Linked DNA regions of Homo sapiens: region 2 is linked to region 1. Evidence: chromatin loops called from intact Hi-C (ENCODE). Cell type or tissue: A673. All regions are shown on one strand. Region 1 holds the start of LOC105373086 (a long non-coding RNA gene). Region 2 overlaps LINC01310 (long intergenic non-protein coding RNA 1310).

Region 1 (4,000 bases):
GCGAGGCTAGGCTCCTGAGGCTCTGTGGTGTGCCAGGAAGGCCAGGAGGTTGGCCAGGCCACGGGGGCCCTGAGTCCAGTGACGAATATGTTGAGTGGTGGTGAACTCATAGGTTACTGGGGCTGGACAAGGCTGAGTCTGAGTCAGGTTTAAAGCTAGATCTCGGTGGGACCTGGTGAGGCACGTGACCTCACTGAGCCTTAGTTTTCTGGCCTGTAAAAGGGGTGGAGGCCACCTGTGTTAAAGGCAGTGGGCACCACACCTGGCACCCAGGAGCCCCCAGGCTGTTGGGAGTTTTGTGTGGATCCAGCCCACTCTGGGTTGTGGGTAGCTGCGACCCCAACGTAGGCTGGGTTTCAGCATCCTCTGACCTTCCCCTCTTCCCGCCCACAGCCATCAGCGAGAGCTTCCTCCCCACCTCTGTGAGTTTAATTTCTAGGAGGCTTCATGGGAAGTGGAGGAGCGTGTACTGTCACCCACGTGCTCCACCTCTGGGCATTTGTTAATGTGAGCGAGAGATAATTCCAAGTCTGTCTGAGCCTGCTCTCTAGGGTGACGCCCGGGGTGGAGATATCAGCTGCATGAGGAGTCTGTCCGAGCCTGGTCTCTGGGGTGACGCCTGGGTGGGGGTATCGGCTGCTTGGGGAGGGGCGAGGCAGGTGCCGATCTGCCTGTTCCTCAGTTCCCAGGGGCTACTCCAACGGCTGAAGGGTGCCAAGGAGCCCATGCTTTATTTCCACTGAGGATTAGCCCCGGCACGGAGGCTGCCATTCCTCCATGACGGCAATCACGAAATGACAGGACTTGTGGGAAACTGCCTTTTTATTGCATTTCAGGCGGAGAAGACATCAGGTCATATACCAAGCAGAAGGCTGAGAGACGGGAACATAACGGGAATTACTCCAGAAGAAAATAATTCCTCCCTCAAAGTCCTGTACAAATGTCGTGTCCCTCCCACCTGCCTTGTCACCCAGGTGCCCTGTGGGAGAAGCTTCTGGGTGCTTCTGGAGACGGAGATCCAGGGTCCTCGAGGGCCCAGCTTTGCAGGAGAAGTAGACAGGCCCCCACCGGTCCCCACGCCTGGAGACCGTGCCAAATTCCATGCACATTAAACTCAGCCCAGGGCGTCAGAGGCCCCCCTTCAGCGGCCTCCTCAGAACCTCCCAGACCCGCTGTGGCTGCAGGCCTGGCCCTGGTGTCCTGGATGGAGGAGCAGAGGCCTGGAGAGCTGACTCTGTGGACAGCCCCCGGCCTCACTGCACACCAAGGACAACTTCACACTAACAGCATCCGTGCAGGGCCGCCCACAGGCCCGGGCAGGGGTGTCACAGTTTCCAGAAGCCCCTGCTTGTGTCTTGCCTTTTTCACGCAGACGACTGCACACATCCCGGCGCCGGCCTCGCTCTGAGGACCAGATGGGCTGTGGCACCCACATGCACTTCGTGTTGGGCACCCCCACCCCCCACCCCCAGCACCCTGCCTGGAGACACCTGTGAGCCAGTCAGAGGCCCTCCTGGGCACACACACCTGTCACTTGGAGCCCGCAGGCAGCGGCTCCCACAGCATGAGCTCACAGACGCAGGGGTGTTTGGGTCATAGCAACCCACGAAGCTCAATTCAGCCCCGGGAGAGCATTTTTATTTTTGTTGAAAATATCCACACCCTTAGTATTTGGGTTCCCAGAGTCTACAACATGAGGTCTCCTGGAAGAAAAGTCAACAAGAATTTAAAAAGAGGAAGGAAGGAAGGAAGGAAGGAAGGAAGGAAGGAAGGAAGGAAGGGAGGGAGGGAGGGAGGGAGGGAGGGAGGGAGGGAAGGAGGGAGGGAGGGAGGGAGGGAGAGAGGGAGGGAATTAGGAAGGAAGGAATTAGGAAGGGAGAGAGGGAAATAGAGAGAGGAAGGATGGAAGGGAGGGGGTATGGACGGTGTGCCCAGGTACCTCCTTAGCTCTGTCACCCACAGAGGACACATCACATCCGGGCACGCTCTGGGCTGCCAGGGACCTGCAGGTGGCCTCAGGGTGGTTCCTCCTTTTCTGCCTGGGGGCTCCGGGGAGGGGGCACTGAGCCTGGGCCTGAGGCTCGGCCTGGCAGCTGCTCTGGGTAAATGGCTGCTGTGAACAGTTCTTTCTTCTGGGCCTGATTGACATTAATTAAATATTTTAATATTTGTATCAGAGAAAACGTATTCGGGCACACCTCAGTCATTTCTGATTAAATTGCCAAAGGAGGGCCGCTGTGTGGCTCCTATAAATGAATACATTTTCGACATTTTTTTTTTTTCTGTTGAAGGTAATTTTCATGGCTGGTTTAACTTGTAGGGATGATAGAAAATATTAATAAAACATTTGATGTCTAAGTTTGGGTGGAAGTTTAATAAATTAGATGGGCAAATTTTACTTTTGATCACGTGGCTGAAAATGTTTTAAAAGGGATTTTTTTTTTTTTTTTAAAGAAAGGAGCTTCTGGTGAAGTCTCTGCTCTCTGGGGGTTCTGGAGTCCTTCGGTGTTGGGCTGGGGCCCCCTTCACAGGTGTGGTCTCGGGTTCACGATGATGGGATGAGAGGAGTCTCTGGCTGCGTTCTCAGGAGGGGCCTGGGTGAGAGCCCTCGTTGACACCTTCACATAGACGGAGAAACCCAGGCTCAGCCAGGTGGGTGACGCTTCCCAGGTCCCCACGCTGTGTGTCCCAGATGGGGCAGGATCCTTGCTTCCTGTTCCTGTCTGCTGACTTTTCCCCGAAGCTCCGTGTCACCACGGGACCAGAGGGGCGCATGTGGGCGAATTCAGCCGGCCTGTGGTGGTGGGCACCCAGCCCCGAGGTGAGGCATTCCTCCCCAGCGGGCAGAGGGGCTCCCAAATCCACTCCCAAATCTGCTCCCAAACCCACTCCCGGCGTTGTTGTGAGGCTCTCTGAACCCGAGGAGTGACCAGAAATCCTGGCGAGATCTCTGGGAAGCAGGCTGTGAGAAATATGTTGTTAAAATCCGTTTTTTCAAACAAGGTACCGGCTTTCCCAGAACAGGGAGGCACAGCAGGGTCGGTGGGAGGCCACAGAAAGGAGACAGACCCCGTCCGCGAGCATTCGGAACAGCCATACAGCCCCGGGGCTCCTCCAGCAGGAGGGACGCTTCTCCCCGGGGAAGGGCAGGGCAGGCACCTCGGGAGGAACGGCTGGGTCCCTTACGCCACCAGCACAGCCCAGCAGCTCACAGGCCTTCCCAGCCTGGGTGCAGGCTGGAGCCCCCGCTGAGGTCGGCCTGGCTGGGGCGAGGGTCTGCCTCAGGTGTCACAGGGATGGAAGCCGTGGAACCAGGCCTGGAGAGCGGGTGCTTCCTCCACCTGTGAAGGACTGGCCGGGGCTGAAGGAGCTCAGCAAGCAGCAGGGCCCCACCTGGAAGCAAGGCCGGGTGAGGTGGGGTCAAGACGGGACCCAGCAGGGCCACTGACAAGTCATTCCAGAAGTGCACACCCTCATCCCAAGTGCTCCCCAACACACATGCACACACGGCACACTCAGGCATCCAGAAAGACACACACACAAGCATGTGCACACTCACACACACATGAATGCACTTACATACACGCACATACACAAAGGCGCACACACAGGTATGCACACACACAGCCACACACACGCAGGTGCACACTCACACAGACGCGTGAACGCACTCACATACACAAAAGCACACACAGGCATGCACGCATACATGCATACATTCACACACACGCAGGTGCACACTCACACACACATGAACACACTCACATACACAAAGGCACACACACAGGTATGCAAACACACACAGCCACACACACGCAGGTGCACACTCACACAGACACGTGAACGCACTCACATACACAAAAGCACACACAGGCATGCACGCATAAGTGCATACATTCACACACATGCAGGTGCACACTCACACAGACATGTGAACACACCCACATACACAAAGGCACACATAGGCATGCACACATACATACGTACATTCACACACACA
Region 2 (4,000 bases), 220 kb before region 1:
TCACCTATTACCATCATTTCAGCCAAAATTTCCATCATAATGGCGTGCCCCCGGAATCAGGGGGCCGTGGCACCTCCACATCGCCCGTGTGTCTGCATGATCTTCCTCCAGCAGCAGCGGGAGCACACACCCTGTGCCGGGGGCTTCCTGCTGGTGTGGATTAAACGGCTCTCAAGGGTCCATGCACTGGTGTTGTTTTGTCAAGATGTGGCTTTTATTTTTAAAGATGCAGTCTCACCCTGGGTTCTTAGTGTGAGGGGGCGAGCTGGTGCCCTCCCGGGGCCGAGCCAGTCTGCAGCCCCCAGCTGTCTCTCTAGGGACCTGAGATCCATCTGGGGGTGTCCTATTCTGAGCAGCGTGCGAGCTTCTCCCTGGCAGCACATCCTCTGGCTCTGCAGCTGGGAGCAGGGCTCCAGGGAAGCACGAGGTGCTCAGAAGGGAGGGCCAGGTTGAACACTGGAGTCTGAGGAGTGATGGAGGTGGTGAACTGATGCCCGCCCCGCTGTTCATTTTCTTATTTGGCACACATTTACCAAAACTCTAAGAGGTGGCCATCCCCCTGCCTCCCCATCTGGGCATCCACCCCAACACCCCAGGAAGCAGCTCTGGTCTGGTTCCCCGCTGGGTCTCTACACACCCCCAGCCAGCCTCCCCACTGCGAGTCCTGTCCCTCTTGGGCTCCTGTGAGGCCGAGTCCTCCTGTCCCCCACCCACCACCCTGCTGCCCCTCCCAGCTTCCTCCCTGGATGCTACTGGGAAGGCCAGAGTTCACCCTCCTCTGCCTCTCTGGCCCTACGTGGCTTCCTCACCCCTGTATGTGCACATGCACCTGCTCCCTGGGGGCCTCAGGCTCTTCCTGGTCTGAAGAGCCCTGGAGGTCCCCACAGCAGAAACATAACACACAACAAAGGCTCCAAAGCCACAGCTTCAGCCTCTATAGAGCTCAGGACCTGATAAAGTCCAGGAGGCTAGGCTGGTCCGGCCCCTCCCCTGGCTCCGAGAAGCAGCCGCGGGGCTTCTGTGGTCTCGTCCCTGGCTTTGCCCAGGTCCACCTTGTTCGTCTCACTGAGGAACATGGCTGTTCTTGTAGGGCACTGGGGAAATTAACATGAGCCTCCAGGCATCTGAGACAGTGTGTGCCACCACGGCCATGGGGCACAAGTCAGGCCCCTGTCCCTCCTGCCTCCCCATGACAGGGACACCTGGAGCTCAGTCCCAGGTGCTCTGAGATCTGGAACCTAATGCTCCACCCCCATCACTTCCTCCCTCCTGCCTTCCATGGCAGGGATACCCAGAGCTCAGTCCTGGGTGCTCTGAGATCTGGAACCTGATGCTCCATCCCCATCCCCCCCATCGCTTCCTCCTCCAGCAACGCAGGGTAAACATTCCCTGAGCCCCTTCACTGATGGAGCCCTAGAGACCCTCCCCGCAAAGGGCTCACATCCAGAGCAGGGCAAAAGCCAGGTTCATCCAGCGGGGAGGAAGGGGGAAGGGAAACACCAGGTGGGCAGTAGACAGAGCAGCCTCCAGCCCAGCGGGTTTAGCATGTGCTTCCTACCCAAATATACACGTGATAATTTACTTATTTCTTGTTTGTCTTGCTTGTCTTCTGCTAGAATATTAGCTCAATGAAGGTAGGGATTTCCTTCCTTCCTTCCTTCCTTCCTTCCTTCCTTCCTTCCTTCCTTCCTTCCTTCCTTCCTTCCTTCTATTACATTCCAAGCATCTTGTACAGTGCCTGGCATATGATGTGTTTTCAAGACTTAAGCAAATGAATGAATCGACACACGTGTTGGTCAGTTGCCAAAGGCTTCTTCTCTCTCCGCTGAATCAGGCATCCCACTATCAGTGCGCAGGACCTGCTTCCAAATGTGTGCCTTTTCCGTGAGATTTCCAGACTCATGCTCAGGAACCTCTGGGTGTCCTGCAAAGTGAGGCTGCTACAGCAGGGGCTGACGGCCGGGACACCTTCCCTGGGGCGGCTGCTGGCCATCCTGTCTGATGGGCCAGATGTCTCCACCTGCTTGGATTCAGAAATCCCCCCGACTCCAAAACGAACCTTTAAGTGTGGCGCAACTTTCGGAATGAGCAAGCGTCAAACCCAGCAGCTGCCTCTTCTTGGGGACCACGGCCCGGTGGCTGAGGAGCTGCAAGTGCTGTCCCTGAGACTCTGTCATGCCTGAGGCTGCCCTTGCTCCCACGGACTGCATGGGAATTATCATCGCTGCCACATGTCACAGAAATTTTTCTGTGAAATGCAAATCGCATTAATTTCCCCATTCCCTAATCCAGAACATTGAATTTTATGCTAATAATGCCAGCAGAATCTCATATGAAAACCAGAGAGGAATCACTGGGTCCTTCCCTTCCCCAGGGACTGTCTCAGCTTTGGAAATGTCACATGCACAAAGAGAGGGGCTGTTCCCCAAACAGGCCATTATCACAGCTACATAGTGAAGGGAGTGCTTTTCCTTTTAAAATCATTGTATTGAGACATGATATCAATACAATAAATGCAATTCTTTTCAGTACAGTGTAATGAGTATTGACTATTTTATACCTATGCAACCATCAACCTCCAATTTGTTCTTTTTCAAAATTATTCTCATTATTCTAGATCCTTTGCGTTGTCCTATAAATGTTAGAATCACTTACATATTTCTATTTAGAAAAAAAAATCCTGCTGGGATTTGTATTGGGATGGCATTGATTGTATAAGTCTTGTCGGGCAGAATTGTTGTGCTAAAAATATTGTTTCTTCTACTTCACGAATTTCCTCTATCATTCCATTTATTTAGGGCTTTCGTTTCATATTTTTCTTAGTAGTATTTTATGATTCTAAGTATACAGATCTTACACTATTTCAAAAAATTATCCCTAAGTATTTCATGCTTTTTTCATGCTACTGTAAATATTGATAATTAAATTTCCCATTGGTTCATTGTTAGTATTTAGAAATACAGTTACCTTTGTGGTCTTGCTGAGATCATTCAGATTCCGTAGGATATTCTGCTCATGTCACCTTCACATAAAAATGTTATTCCTTCTTCAATCTGCATTTTCAGGTTTGTTTCTGTCAGTGAATAATGAATATTGTCAGATGCCTGTGTCGAATTTATTGACTTTCTTCTATATTCTGTTAATATAGGGTGTTACATTGATCAATTTTCTAAATCCACCTGACATTCCTGGGAATGAATATACACACGTGCACACACAGATATACACAGACATGTATATATATATATATATATATATATATATATATATATATATATATGTATAGGCATGTGTCTATGTCTTTGTATACATATGTATCTAGATTCAATTTGCTAATAATTTATAAACATTGGCATCTATATTCATGATATTTTTAAAAGTTAACGTTGTGTGATTTTCCCCTCATCATAATCGTGGTGATGCTGGACACATAGAATAAGATGGAAGGTTTTTCTTTTCTGTTTTCTGGAAGAGCTCACTTGGGACTGGTGCTGTTTCTTCCTTAGTGTTTGACAGAATCCATCACTGAATGCATCCAGGTCTGGAGTTTTCTTTGAGGAGAGACTATAAATTATGCATTTAATGACTATTCAGATTTGGTACTCCTTTCTTCAATATTGATAATTTGTGCCTTTCAAGGATGATTTTCATTTTGTCTATGTTGTCCAATTTATTGCATAAATTTACTCATGTTTCTTTTCATCCTTTGAATTTATACTGTGCCTGTAATGAGTCCCTTCCTTCATTCACGATATTGGTATTTATGTCTTATCTCGTTTCTCTCACTTTCTCCTTTTTTTTTTTTTTTTAGAGGCAGGGTCTCACTGTGTCGCCCAGGCTAGAGAGCAGTGGCGACCATAGCTTACTGTAGCCTTGAACTGCCGGGCTGAAGCCATCTTCTCGCCTCAGCCTCCCGAGTAGCTGGGGCCACAGGCAGGCACCATGTCTTTCCTGAACAAACTGAAAGCAACCCTTCTCAGATTTATCAGAGAGTTTAGGA

Evidence for each region. Peaks named below come from ENCODE experiments on the same cell type or tissue, not always from the same donor. Only the 100,000 strongest peaks of a DNase experiment are listed, where the experiment ranks them.
Region 2: a loop joins it to region 1, with 14 times the contacts of the local background. A loop is called at or near these places in 1 of 110 quality-filtered maps.

Annotation. Positions count from the first base shown.
Region 1 is chr22:49,092,331-49,096,330 of GRCh38, forward strand. LOC105373086 (a long non-coding RNA gene) reads left to right here and starts at 3,326. Exons shown (of 3, transcript XR_938333.1): 1 at 3,326-3,414. In A673, no CTCF peak of the experiment used is centred here; DNase peaks (open chromatin) are centred at 1,641 and 1,971; H3K27ac peaks cover 3,123 bases.
Region 2 is chr22:48,871,003-48,875,002 of GRCh38, forward strand. The region is part of intron 1 of LINC01310 (long intergenic non-protein coding RNA 1310); the gene reads left to right. Among named protein-coding and RNA genes, the nearest start is that of LINC01310, 6.2 kb to the left of the region's middle. RefSeq lists an enhancer at 981-1,481. In A673, no CTCF peak of the experiment used is centred here; DNase peaks (open chromatin) are centred at 329, 1,479, 1,799, 2,159 and 1 weaker place; H3K4me3 peaks cover 328 bases; H3K27ac peaks cover 3,922 bases.